Linked DNA regions of Homo sapiens: region 2 is linked to region 1. Evidence: chromatin contacts called from ENCODE Hi-C data. All regions are on one chromosome and are shown on one strand. Each heading gives the region's core, a stretch centred on a gene start or an enhancer-like site at or near the end of the contact. The rest is flanking DNA. Distances are from core to core; before and after follow the strand shown. Region 1 overlaps CPNE8 (copine 8). Region 2 holds the start of ALG10B (ALG10 alpha-1,2-glucosyltransferase B).

Region 1 (4,613 bases), core at 1,856-4,355:
CCAAGGTGGGAGGATCACTTGAGCCCAGGAATTCAAGGCTGCCGTGAGCTATTGTGCCACTGCACTCCAGCCTGGGCAACAGAGCAAGACCTTGTCTCAAATATATGTATATATTATATCTCTCAAATATAGATAGATGATCAATAGATAGATAGATAGATAGTTGAGATAATATGCTCAGGGAATCATATGATATTGTCAGCAAATGATAGAAACTGGGTATTACAGCTGATTACATACCTTTGGGATTCTGGGGGCAGGAGTAGAACAGTGAGATAACAATAGGAACTATAATAACAGATGAGTGGAAATAGTTAAACACTAATATTATAATTTAAGTCATTTAAAAAACATGTAAATTGAAGCCTTTCTGTTGTTGTGCTCATTGTCTTTGTCCCCCTGGGCATGTCACGGTCATATCAGTCTCACTTTTCTCATCTAAAAAATACCCCAACATGCCCACATATAATGCTGTTAAAGACTATCAGACTCAAGTTTTGGTTTTGCTACTAATTTGTACTTTGTCTAATCAAGACACTTGACTACTTACTCTGTGTTTTACTTTTCGTATTTGAAGGGCAATAAACCAAAAAATGTGAACTAATCACTAGACTATTTAAAAAAAAAATCTTCCAGTCCTGGCAATTAACTACCATAACATTAAGTTTGATACTATAATGTACATAAAAGTAGTTTGCATATACTACCCAGTGCCTTAGAAAATATAGCATAATTATTTAAATGCAGCGATATTACCTATCCTATTTTTTTAGTTAAAATGATACAATGATTTTTTAAATTATATTATCATCTAATCATCATTTATACTTGTCTCAATTTGTAAATGTTTCAAATAATATATGTTTTGTATGATAAAGGAGGAAAGAAAAAAGGAAGTTCACAGTCAATAAGATACATGTTCTTTTTGGTGATATTAACATGCTATTTTGTCAAAATCTTGAGTTTATTGAGCAGATTTTATGTAAATGTGTCATGAATACAGTACTATCTGTTCTATTTCAAAGTAGAGCCAAGATACCAAGACACAGGTTGAGTATGGACAGGCTGCATCCTAAATATCTTCCACTTTCAGTTCTACTCTCTTGTTGGAAGAGCCGGGAAAATTCTTTTACCAGGCCTTAGTAAATGAAAGGGAATGTGTCATTTAGTGGTCTAGGTATTTTTATCCCTCTTTTTACAATTAATTCAATAACATCTGGAATTATCTTTCAATGAGTCAATACATATTTCTCATACTTAGAAATTATAGTTTAATATTTTTATCAATATTGTTTAAAATCTTGGTGTAACTTCATCTTATGTTTTCTATGTCCTGATTCCTGGCTATAGCCTTATTGATCATCAGCATCATTATTAATACTAATAAACTTGAAATAGTATTTCATTACTACATTAGTATAGTAGAATGCACAAGTGTACTCAAAGAAATGTTCATAGTTACTTCAGAAGAATCAATGCTTTTTAAATTTATACTTTAGGGAACATTAAAAGTATTGGGCATTATTATTTATAATGTTGAATGCAATCATTTTAATTCACCTACAACATCATAAAAATCTACATTTTTCTTTAAAACGAGTTGTCAGTTATTAACTTGTACAATGAACATAAGCTTTAGAGTCAGCTCACCTACATTTTAGTCTTACCTTTTTCACTATTTAGCCGAGTGAGGTTATATTGTTGAAGCTTTAAGTTATGCATTTGTAAAATGACAATTTTTTTAAACCAGTTTATTAGGTATAATTGGCATACAAATAACTGGACATATTTAATGTATACATCATGATGAGTCTGGAGACAGGTATATACCCATGAAACCATCACCACAATCAATGTCATATATTAGTCACTTACAATGGTTCCCCCTACCCTGCTTATTTATTATTAATATTTTTGTGATAATAAACAGCATAAGATTTACCCTTTCAGCAGATTTTTAAATATACAGTGCAGTATTGTTAACCATAGGTACTATACTGTATATAGTAGATCTCTATGACTTATTCATCTTACATAACTGAAATTTTGTGCTCCTTGATAATACCTTCCAGTTTCTTCTTCCCCTCAATCCCGGGAAACCATCATTCTACTCCCTGCTTCTATAATTTTGACTATTTTAGAATCCTCATGTAAGTTACAATATGTAGTATTTATCTTTTTATGGCTGTCTTATTTCACTTATATAGTGTCTTCCAGGCTCATCTATCTTGTTGCAAATGGATGGATGTTCTTCCTTTTTAAGGCTGAATAATATTCCATTGTTTTACATATATATGTGTGTGTGTGTGTGTATAAATTTTATATATATATAAAACATTTTCTGTATCTATTCATCTGTTGATGGACACTTCATTTGCTTCAATATCTTGACTTATTTGTGTATAATGCTAGAATAAACATGGGAGTTCAGATATCTCTTCAAGATACTGATTTCAGTCTCTTTCTTTGGATATATACCCAGAAGTGGGATTGCTGGATCATACAGTAGTGCTGCTTTTAATTTTTGAGGAACCTCCTACTATTTTCCACAGTGGCTGCACTAATTTGCATTCCTAGCAACAGTGTACAAGGGTTTCCTTTTCTCTACATCCTCACTGACACTGCTTCCTTTTGCGTTTGTTTTTTGATAGTAGGCATTCTAACAGGCGTGAGCTAATCTTTTGTATGGATTTGCATTTCTCTGATGATTGGTGATGTTGAGCACCTTTCATATGTGTGTTGGTCATTTGTATGTCCTTAGAGATATGCTTATTCAGGTTCTTAGCCCATTTTTAAATTGGGTTGATTTTCTATTTTTTATTTTTATTTATTTTTAGTTTTTGCAGTATTTTTGAAGATTTGTAGGAGTTCCTTATATATTTTGGAAATTAACCTTTATAGTATACAGTATCTTAGTCCATTTTGTGTTGCAATAAAAGAATATCTGAGAGTAGGTAACTTATTTTTAAAAAGAAGTTTATTTAGCTCACTCTTCTACCAGCTGAGAAGCTCAAGAGCATGGTACTGGCTTGTGGTAAGGGCTTTCATACTGTTTCACATTGTGGCAGAGAAAGTGAAAGTGGAAGCAGACATTTGTGAACATAGGGACACCTGAGGGGCACCCTAGCTTTATAAAAACCCACTCTTAATAGAATGAACTCATTCTGAGAGAATTAATCCAGTCTCATTCAAGACTGTGAAAGCAGCACCTACCTATTTATGAGGGATTCACACCCATAACCCAAACACCTTCCATGGGGCCCCACCTCCCAGCACTGTCACACTGGTGATCAAATTTCGATATGAGCTTTGGTAGGGACAAACAAGTCATAGCAACCACAGCATATTTTCTCCCATTCTGTAGGTTGCCTTTTCATTCTGTTGATTGTTTCCTTTGCTGAGCAGAAGCTTTGTAGTTTGATGCAGTCCCACGTGTATTTTTGCTTTTGTGGCCTATGCTTTTGTATCATATCCAAGAAATAATATCCAAGGCCAATATCACAAGGCTCTATGTTTTCTTCTAAAAATGGGAATATTATTAATTCTTCCTTTAGATGGATACTCTATAGGAAAGAAATGGTAGCATTTAAGGGATGTATAGGTCATAAATTTATACAAATATTTATTTGTAGTGTAATAATCCTAATTATCTCAACTTATTTTGATACAGTTTTATTCAAATGCAAATTTTATATTTAATTAAATGCCACAGTAAAAACTAATGTAGTTTAGAAATTATGTTGGGAGTGTATCTTCAATCAGTATTTTTTTTTTAAATACGGGGTCTCACTCTATTGCCCAGGCTGAAGTGCAGTGGCACAATTTTGGCTAACTGCAGGCTTTGAGCTCCTGGGCTCAAGTGATTCTCCCACCTCAGTCTCCCTCCTAGCTGGGAACATAGGCAGGCACCGCCACACCTGGCTAATTTTTTTTTTTTTTTTTGATAGAGATGTGGTCTCACTGTGTTGTCCAGGCTGGTCTTGAACTCCCAGACTCAAGTGATCCAAGCCCCCCTTGCCCTCCCAAAGCGCTGGGGTTACAGTCATGAGCCGCTATGCCTGGCCTTTTATGTAGTATTTTAAAAGTAGCTTGAAATTTTTCATAAAGTATATTTTTTGTTTTTATTTATTGATTGATTGAACAGTGTTTACAAAATGTTATTATGTCCTTGGAATGAATGCTTAGAATAGAATGGCAAGAAAAAAACAGTACAAAACACAACACCACAACCCCCAAACCTGGTCCTTGTTTTTAATGAACACATAGTTTGTGGGAAAGAGAGACATTAGTCGGCTGACTATGCAGGTAATATATGTCATGATATGTGACAAGTGATTCAAATATATTATGAGAGTACAGCAGGGATCTAATTTATATTAAGCCTTGGGGGAATCACTGGGCCTCTTTGAGAAAGTGACATTTAAGCTAAGACCTAAAGAAGGAGTAGTGTTTGCCAGCCCAAGGATAAGAATTCCAGCAGACACAGCTGTATAAGGTCCTGAGGTGGGAAAGGCATGTGTGGGTCCGATGTGAGATGGCCAGGGGTGAGCAGTGGGAGTTGATTGAGCTAAAACATTGCCAGTTGAAGGTGGAAAAGGCTGGTCAGAACCCAT
Region 2 (4,282 bases), core at 637-3,136, 460 kb after region 1:
ACAAATAAGTTATTCAAGTATTTAAATACAAATTTATTCTAAAATGGAGATGGAGAATTTAAATTTACCTTTACATAATATACAAAAAATACAAAGTTACAAAGTGTTAAAGACATTTTTCACCAAATCTCATAAAACTAATTCATTGTAATTGTGGACCTGACTACACATAAACTTGTAATTAAGTATTTTGAAACATACCTTGTTTCTGGGTTGTACCTTGTGGAAAAGCAAATATAGTAAATAGAAGTTGCCAACACTGAAGAGAAGATTAACAAATCTGAGCATCCCAATGGAGCAGACAACATGTTCAGACCATGCAAAGATCCAAATGGCAGGTTTGACCACTCCAACTGACACCAGGTACAAGCCAGGTAATGTAGTAATCATGGGATCCCACTTTAAAATGAAAGAAAATGAAGTAAAAGCAAGAGGTAATACGAACAAGACAGACACAAATATGTCAAGCCCAAGTCTCATCTCCAGCAACAATCAGAAATTTTGAGAAGTTAGTCTATGACAAGATTAAGTAAGTCCTTGGCAGAACAGGATTAGTTTTTCTTATTTTTTGCCCCCGGACCAGCTTAGTGATGGTTCAGGTAGCAGCAACCAATAAACAACAACTTAAAATCTATTTCTATTTTCCAAGAAATGTTCTTTAAAAGCCTTTATTTTGATAAATAAACTGCAAATGCTCCAGTTTTTAAAAGCATGGAAACATTGTTTGGGACTCTAAGTTTAGGAAAACATTTGGACCACAGGCTCCATGATGACAGCTGACATAAACTGAGACAGAAATTGTGCCAAACCCTCTGTATTGTAACATTACAATATGCCCTATAGTAAAGATTATTGTCATTTTGCAGATGAGTAACCTGAATTTCTGAAACTCAGAACATCTCCAAGATCACAAAACTAGTAAATCACAGCACCAAGATTTAAGATCAGATCTTTCTCTAAAACAGACTTTATATTTCTAGCCAGTACCCTATATTGTGTCACCAGAAAAGCAGGGGATGTTTATTTTGATATTTATATGTACATACTTGCACAGTCAAATATATATTCAAAAATGATGTGACTTGACTGGTTGCCAGTTTATCCAGTCAACAGATAGTTCACTAAAAATACCCAGGGAAGGAATTTGTGATTATAAATTGTCACTTTTTGGTAGCCGAAGATCCCTCCAGTCCACCCTATCCCACCCCTAAAATGCACAGTGAGGTGCTTAACAGGTGAGCTAAAGGGAAGTTTTCTGATATTTCCAAGGAGCACCCGAATGCCTTTAATCCTGAGACAAGGAAAAACAAAGTGGGATCGATATTGTCAGCTGCCAAGAGGAGCGCTCAGTTCCCCACTAAGTATTCTCCCAGATCACTCCTCCCTGGGGATCAGATCTGCTGTTTATTCATTCATTTAATAAATATTTCACAGATCTCAGAGACAGGAACAAAAGACTATACCCAGTTTCTTTCATGTTCTGAGGCTGGGGTGGGGTGGAAAGGGACGAGTTAAGTCTAAAGATGGGAGAAGGAGCTGGGGACGCTGGGACCTTTCAGGCCTCTCCTGGGGTGGGGACAGGTTGGGCACCCCACCTGGGAAAGGGAGAAATGGCCCTCACAGTAGCGCTGCGCCTGAGGCAGGTGGAAGATCTCGTCCATGTAGGGCTCTCGCAGCGCCCGGCTGAAGGCGGAGAAGAGGAGGCAGGACACTAAAAAGGTACAGCTCAAGGCGGCCGAGAAACAGTAACCCTCTAGCTGCGCCATTCCTGCTCCCACAGCCACTGCCCAAGAACCCACTCCTGGAAAATTCTGAGCCCGGAAACCCGAGCTGGAAACTTGGGCTCGAAATGGGCGCGCTAGACAGGACTAGCCAGACGGGGCCACATACCGGAAGGCAAAGGATGCTGGGAGAGCGCGGATCCGGAAAACAGCGGGTCGCTGTTTCCTGGAGTGACGGGTTTAGATAACGGACCGGATGATTACCCTCTCCATCACATTACTCGGGGCGCACAGTGTCAAAACTTCCGGAAAGGGCGGGTCTCGGATTTCGCGAGCGCGGGAGGGGCGTGGCTTGCTGCTTTGGAAAAAAAAAAAAGCCGCTTCTTAGCTTGGATCTTTTTTCCTGCTCATTTCCATCACTTACCAGAAGGTGGCGACGTTTCCCCACGTTTCCAATTCCAAGCCCTAAAATTAACACATTTTTTTCCCCCGTTATTTCTTTTCTTTCTCTCCAGTGATCCGAATTAATTAAACCCTCAATTCCAAGACATTTCATTCCATCAACCTTGGAGTGTAGGAAGGGGGCGTTGGTTGTGATAGCAAAGACTGAGACTTTCAGATGAAAACTTGAAGAACCAGAGACCCGTCAATGCCGAATGAACTTCAGTGAGAGGAGTGTTTGTTCGTTTGTTTGTTTGTTTAGGTTAAGAGAGAACTCTTTCAAAATGTGGATGCTCTCAGAGGATTTAGTAAAATTGACACTCCTAGTGCACTCTCATAGCCATATTACCCTGTAGGATTTGGAAGAAAATATATATTTTAGAATTTGGGATGTTTTAGGTGTGCCTGTAAATTAGGTTGTTAATATTTATAAGGCAGCCTTCTGTTTTTCCTACTAAATCATAAGCGTGAACATCTTAGTGGGTGGCATTATACATCCTTTATGTTTGTAGTCCCCCAAATGGCTTTCACACAGTAGGCACTTAAATTTGTGGACTTTTATAGGCTGTGTAGACATCATCAAATTCCTGTATTCTGGGATTAGGTGTTGGGGGCAGGAGATGTGGTAAATAATTTGAAGAATGCCGAAGATAAATTATGTGTTGGAATTTTGTCTTGAGCATGGTTGGCCATGTTTTGTAGAAAAACTTTCTCTCAGGTAACCTCAGTCAGGTTGCCTTTGGCAGGCATATATCAGATTGAGTCGGGATTTAAGGTTGCAAACCTCAGAGTTCTCAATTGAGCTCTTTTTCTGGGTTAAAAATAATTCAGTATTTCTGAACTTAAGAAAGTTTCTTAAATCAAGCTGACTGCCTTTCCAGTCTGTCTCTGCCTGTTTCCTCAATGATAAGAGGAGGTAGTGGTGAATGAGGGCTGGGACGGGAATATTTACATTACTGGAATAAAATCATGTCAGGATTCTACTCTGATGTGATGCTTAGCTTTGCTTTAACCATCATCTCCCATTTTATTATTGATTCCATGCTGTACTTATCTGTTTAAGTCACTTGTAACACATCTCCAGATGATTCAGTCTTCAAGAGGTTGATGTGATCTACGAGTAATTAGCCCCTGACCTATTGACCTGCTAAATCGTGTTATATATACTCTGCAGCTTACTGACCCACCCTAGAAATAGTGGGCCGTTTTTAAAGGGAGTAGAACAAGACTAGACATTTATGCTCTCCATTTTTCTTCATAACAATTGCCACCAATAGTTTATGTTAAACATTTGACTCCTATACATGCTGCACACATCGCTTTACATAAAATGGAAAGTTTCAAGGAAATATAGGGTTTTAGGATGGCTAGGGATCTTTATTAATAATCTACTTGACTTCATTTTATAAAAGAAGCTGATTTTTAAAAAATGAATAATTTACCTAAAATTACATAAAAAATTAGTGTCAGAACCAAGTGTAGGAATTAGAACATCAGACCAAGAGTAATAAAATAACTTCACAGCCTTATAGGTTAAAATAATCTACAATATATACTGAATTGAATGTTTCACTAGTCCCAATAACTTTACATTTACATTCCACTATTCTCTGTTTCCATACACCAATTTGAAATACAAGTTTCATCTTTTAAAAAAATGTTCGTCTTACAGACTAATTACATCAAAATCTGCTGGGGGATCATTGTGAAAAACTAGATTCTAGAGAGCCATCTCAAATCACTGAATACTGATCTTCATATTTGGAAACGATTGATGTAAAACATATTACCTAAGAATGCTAAGAAGCTCCATGGGCCCAGTAGAGTTCTTCATAGAGTACTTCACTCATTTGTTAGTGAGTTACTTTTACTATCTGCAAATCGATGAAGCTGTTGTCACTTTTCTACTCTTAGATTACAGCATCTTTGATAATCTTGAAATGCTTTCCAAAGCTCTGCTCCTAAATCAAGACCTAGTAAAATAGCTACCTCTGGGGTTTTAATGAAATAGACTACATTTTATTAGACCTATCATTTAAAACTAGATCAGCATTGATTTCAACTTATATTTTCCATTCAGAATTCCAACTGCCATTTTCCATAGATGTTTGTGAAAAAGA

What was found. A loop is a pair of places that touch in the nucleus more often than their neighbours do. Pooled maps may share reads with other maps.
Region 2: a pooled map shows a loop between it and region 1 (16-fold over the local background). The contact joins the promoter of ALG10B here to the enhancer-like site in region 1. A Hi-C loop is called at or near these places in 1 of 168 maps with a recorded cell type or tissue (mammary epithelial cell), 2 of 37 single-sample maps with no recorded cell type and 9 of 50 pooled maps.

The regions. Positions count from the first base shown.
Region 1 is chr12:38,770,628-38,775,240 of GRCh38, reverse strand. All of the region lies in intron 7 of CPNE8 (copine 8), which reads left to right. Among named protein-coding and RNA genes, the nearest start is that of CPNE8, 130 kb to the left of the region's middle. Within about 2 kb of position 3,105, at least 4 of the 41 ENCODE cell types and tissues checked have a DNase peak (open chromatin) inside an H3K27ac peak, as active enhancers do.
Region 2 is chr12:38,314,378-38,318,659 of GRCh38, reverse strand. It overlaps ALG10B (ALG10 alpha-1,2-glucosyltransferase B), which reads right to left and starts at 1,886. Exons shown (of 3, transcript NM_001013620.4): 1 at 1,596-1,886; 2 at 202-399. The coding sequence starts at 1,766. RefSeq lists an enhancer at 1,616-2,815.